2 separate regions of the Homo sapiens genome follow, and region 2 is linked to region 1. A link is an interaction called in ENCODE POLR2A ChIA-PET data of the cell type or tissue named here. Cell type or tissue: Panc1. All regions are shown on one strand.

Region 1 (2,500 bases):
GATTACAGGCATGAGCCACGAATCCCGGCCTTAATACCTTTTCTGGTCTTTACTAGCGTGCCTGTCCTAAGCAAAGGTCTTACATTTGAATTCTTCCACCACCATTTGTTAGAGCTGTGATGCTGGGTAAGCTAAAGAACCACTCTGATCCTGTGAAATGGTGATCATTTTTTCCTTTCAAATAGTGAGGATTGGAATTAAGGCAGTAAAGTGCTTAACTGGATCCCTGGCCCATAGTAGGTAGCAGCGACTGGGTTTTGCTTCTTTAAACTTGTGAGAGAAATGGATATGGATGAGTCTTTGAGTCCTTTAATCAGCAGGGCACTAAGTTGTTCATCTAGATATGCCAGTGGAGTAAAAGTATAGGGAGTCTTCCCCAATGTCTTTGCCTTAGCATACGTAATTGACTTTCAGTTGTCCACACAAATGGAGAGGAGAAATGGCAGAGTAAATAACAATAGATAATGTGTTAAACCTTTATATGTCTTTATATGTCTAGGAATTAATCTGACAAATACTTTTGCAGAATATAATAATAAAATTTCATAGCTGGAAGAGAACTTTGAAATTATAAAACCTCTTAATGTTAGAGATGAAAAAAACAGACCTAGAGAGTTAATGACTCATCCAAGATCATACAGTGGTGTGATCTTAGTGGCAGAGCTAGCATCAGAAACGCATATGTTAATTCCAAGTTCCGGGTTCTTTATTTACCGTTTAAGGTTATGTTTGCTTTAAGTGCATATCTAGAGCCACTAATGTGTCTGAGAACTGGCATCTGGGACCTCAGCCTAGTGTAGGAAAAAGAACATATGAGCTTGGAGGAATAGAAATGCTTTTGAACTTCTGCTGAGTTTTTTTGAAGCCAGATATTAGGGTTTGAGCCACTAAATTTAGGGTGAAAACCTAGAACTGGGGAAAGTTATGTGAAATAGAGTAGACATATATCTAAGTCAGAATAAGAGGGAAATGTTGGAACCCTCAGACAAGCCAGAGTCTGTTGAGGACATAAATTGTGGATAGAAGTCTTGAGTAGCATGGGGAGTCCATGTTAGAAAGATAGCCGGGAATTAGGGGCACGCTTCTATCATGGGCTAGAAGTCCAGGCTTACTGGTGCTATGTAGAGAAAGCATGCAGGAAATGAAACATCACTCTGAAAGTTGCTGGGCACCAACCTGGGCTTGACTCGCAGAGAGGCATCTGCAGAGGATCCTTGAGGAGCTTGTGGTTTGAAAGAGGGACAGTTGGCCAGGCTGGCCGGGCGCAGTGGCTCACGCCTGTAATCCCAACACTTTGGGAGGCTGAGGTGGGCGGATCATGAAGTCAGGAGATCGAGACCATCCTGGCTAACATGGTGTAACCCCGTCTCAACTAAAAATACAAAAAATTTGTCAGGCGTGGTGGCTGGCACCTGTAGTCCCACCTACTCTGGAGGCTGAGGCAGGAGAATGATGTGAACCTGGAGGCGGAGCTTGCAGTGAGCTGAGACTGTGCCACTGCACTCCAGCCTGGGCAACAGAGGGAGACTCCGTCTCAAAAAAAAACGGACAGTTACAGGTCATCAGCCGCAAGCTGACTTTGCAACTGAGCAACTTTTTTTTGCCTGTGCTCAGAAAGTTTCTGATTTCCTGGTCAAGTCGGATCATTTGCAGCTGATTGGGGCTTCTAGGTGTAAACACTGAATAGAGTGAATAAAGTAATTGCTGGGTAATTCCTGACCCGTCTTCATTAGCTCCAGATCTGAAGCTGGCCTTTAGAATATCATAAAGCTCTTCAATGCCCAATGTTTCTTTTGACTTTAGTATTGAGAAATAAATGCTTAATCTGTTATGTAAGTAGGAATAACGTTGAAATCATGGCTTAGCTGAAAGACCAGTTGTTTCTCCCAAATGTGGGTTTACTTATTGAGCTAAGAAATCATTCCTATGTAAATATGAACATCTATTATCCTCTTGTGTCTTGATGAATTTGAAATAGTACCAGCATGAATACATTTGATTTAGGAGTAGTTTTGGTTTAGAAGTTATTTCCCTTTAGAAAACAGCAATTTAAGCTTAGGTTGAATTTTTGAATAACTTCAGAGGAAATCTTTAAAAACATTTTTCAAAGACTTTCAACAGTTCTGTTATGGAACCCTTATAAATCCAGTAAATATGAACAATTTTGATTTGTAGAATTTGTAGTTAGAGCACAAGTGCTGAAATAAATTATGGCATTTAAACTTGAATCATAGTCTTTTAGGGAAAAAATTAAATGAGGTTTTAAATTTGGACTTGGATGAATCTTGAATGATGATGGTTAGTGGACCTTAGAAACTAAAATAGGTTTTCTTGAGTTTATCTTGATTTAATTGAAATGAATTTAAATGCATGCTAATTTCCCATTTACTAGCTGGATTAAAATCAGTTATGGTGGACTAGATCAATGGACTTGGAAGTTCGTGGAACAAAGCCACTAAAAGACAAGTGAGTGAGTCTGTGCAGTTGTTGAAGCCATTAG
Region 2 (2,500 bases), 290 kb after region 1:
GAGGTGGAGGGAGTCCAGGATTCTCATGTTAGAGTGTAGTGGTAACATAGACAGGATGTGATGTGGGAAAGCGCCAGTTAATTCTGCCATACCTCCCAGGAGACTTTGCCACCTCCCCAGCCCACCCCCTAGAGAATCACAGGAGGACCAGATTGGGAAAATTCCTATGAAGGGAGGCCACCAGGTCTCTTTTGTCACACCACTGAAAAATATAAGTAAGCAGTGATGAGTTACTCAAGAATCTTAAGGCCTTCTGGGTAAAAATGCTTACCATAATTTAGACTTACAGAATAGGAGGTTCAAACTATTTTTATCTTAAAAGCAGTATTTTCTTAATTTCCCCCAAAAACTACTTCCTTGCTAAATAGTAGGATTTTTCTCATCGTTTATGGTAATGTATAGATTTACATCTTCTCACCTTATTTTGACCTCCATGTGACTTAGTGAGATTGAATGGAGGATTGAAGAGACTTGGCAGGATGGGAGCCAGTTTTTTTTGTTTTGTTTTGTTTTGTTTTTTTTTTTAAGACAGTTTCACTCATTGCTCTGGCTGGAGTGCAATGGCGCGATCTTGGCTCACCGCAACCTCCACTTCCTGGGCTCAAGCAATTCTCCTGCCTCAGCCTCCAGAGTAGCTGAGATTACAGACATGCGCCACCACACCCGGCTAATTTTTTTTTTTTTTTAAGTTGAGACTGGGCTTCTCCATGTTGGTCAGTCTGGCCTTGAACTCCTGACCTCAGGTGATCCACCCACCTCAGGCTCCCAAAGTGCTGGGATTATAGGCATGAGCCACCTCGCCTGGCTGGGAGCCAGTTCTTGATGATCTAGTCAGTGGATTTTCCTCAGGAAATATTTCAAGCTTCACCCCGCCCAGCAGGTTCTTAAGATGCCTCCTGGCCAGGCACGGTGTCTCACACCTGTAATCCCAACACTTCGGGAGGTCAAGGCAGGTGGATCACCTGAGGTCAGGAGTTCCAGACCAGCCTGGCCAACATAGTGAAACCCTGTCTCTACTAAAAATACAAAAATTAGCTGGGCATGGTGGCTCATGCCTGTAATCCTAGCTACTCGGGAGGCTAAGGCAGGAGAATTGCCTGAACCCAGGAGGCGGAGGTTGCAGTGAGTTGGATCGCACCAGTGCACTCCAGCCTGGGCAACAGAGCAAGACTCTGACTCAAAAAAAAAAAAAAAAAAGAAAAGAAAAAAAAAATGCTTCCTGCTGTCATTTGTTGTGTGACATACAGAACAAAATTCCTAATTAATTATAGCATACAAAAAATAGAAATGTAATCATAAAACAATGCATGAAAAAGCCAAATAGGAATTTTTTTTTTTCAGTGTTCTGAGTTAGTGACTATCTCCATTGCTATGGTTAATTGAGAGCTGATTTTAAATTATTCTCAAGGAGAATGTGATCATCAATGAGTAAATTGATCCATTTGTACCAAATTCCTATGACGCCATTCCAGTGACACAGTATGCTACTTTTTGATTACAAGTGGGATTCATGGTCTAGTATGTTCTCAATATGGAAAGATACCTTAAAGAAGTCAAGAAGTCTAGCCCTCCATGATACTTACATTCCTTCATAAATGACTTTGTCGCCTACATTTTATCTCTCCAATGAAGGGGAACTTATTGCTCTGGCAATGTTCTCATCCTCTTCAGTTTTTTAACATTGGGATCTGTTTCCCCTTGTGTATGACTGCATGTGCTTCTAGCATGCCATACCTTGATGATTTCTTAGGTGCTGGTTATACTCACCTGCTTCTACTCCACAGGTGTCCAAGGATGATCGAAGTGATATTGAGTCTAGCTCAGATGAGGAGGACTCAGAACCTCCGGGAAAGAATCCCCACACTGCGACAACCACCAATGGGACCAGTGGTACCAACGGGTATCTCCTGACTGGCTCCTGCTCCATGGATGATTAATTACTCAAAACTACAAGTCCCAAGCAAAGTGAACTATTTGTTCCTGGAAGTATTTAATAAGTTGCAAATGCAGTTCCTTTCATAATATCTCAGCACCAGAAACAAAAATTAAGATTATCAAAGCATTTTGAATAGTGCACTGCCATGTGTCCTGTCTGTGAATGAAGAAGAATTACCATTCTCTCTTTGTAGGCATGCTGTATGTAATTGACACAAGGGAACAGTATTTGCATTTGTACTGTCTTAGAATATTATTTATTTTTTTGTATTTGTAAATCTGTGGACAAAAGAGGGTTTCCTCACTCCTTTTACTCACTGGGCTCATGACAGTGAAGGAGATGCTCCATCTGCTTCTCCCCCTTTCTCTTGCTGTAGTCCAATGTGCTATGAGCATCAGCTTACTTTGTCACTTAGAGCAAGCAAAACCCAGTGCAAGAGTCTCGTTCAGCTCTAAATAGGTTTGCTTTCTTTTAGTTACAGTGCCCATTTTGAAATTGCCTATACAGTCTTAGTGACCATTTAAACCGGACGAACTAGGTGTTTAATTTTCACTCTTCATGTTC

Evidence for each region. ChIA-PET counts read pairs that join two places held together with the same protein. Peaks named below come from ENCODE experiments on the same cell type or tissue, not always from the same donor. Only the 100,000 strongest peaks of a DNase experiment are listed, where the experiment ranks them.
Region 2: POLR2A ChIA-PET joins it to region 1 with 12 read pairs; 2 of 35 experiments call an interaction of 5 or more read pairs at or near these places.

Annotation. Positions count from the first base shown.
Region 1 is chr2:168,479,878-168,482,377 of GRCh38, forward strand. The region is part of intron 1 of CERS6 (ceramide synthase 6); the gene reads left to right. It overlaps LOC102724081 (a long non-coding RNA gene), which reads right to left and starts at 2,244. Exons shown (of 4, transcript XR_002959433.2): 1 at 1-2,244. In Panc1, no CTCF peak of the experiment used is centred here; no DNase peak of the experiment used is centred here.
Region 2 is chr2:168,767,726-168,770,225 of GRCh38, forward strand. It overlaps CERS6 (ceramide synthase 6), which reads left to right. Exons shown (of 10, transcript NM_203463.3): 10 at 1,785-2,500. The coding sequence ends at 1,937. Among named protein-coding and RNA genes, the nearest start is that of CERS6-AS1, 17 kb to the right of the region's middle. In Panc1, no CTCF peak of the experiment used is centred here; no DNase peak of the experiment used is centred here.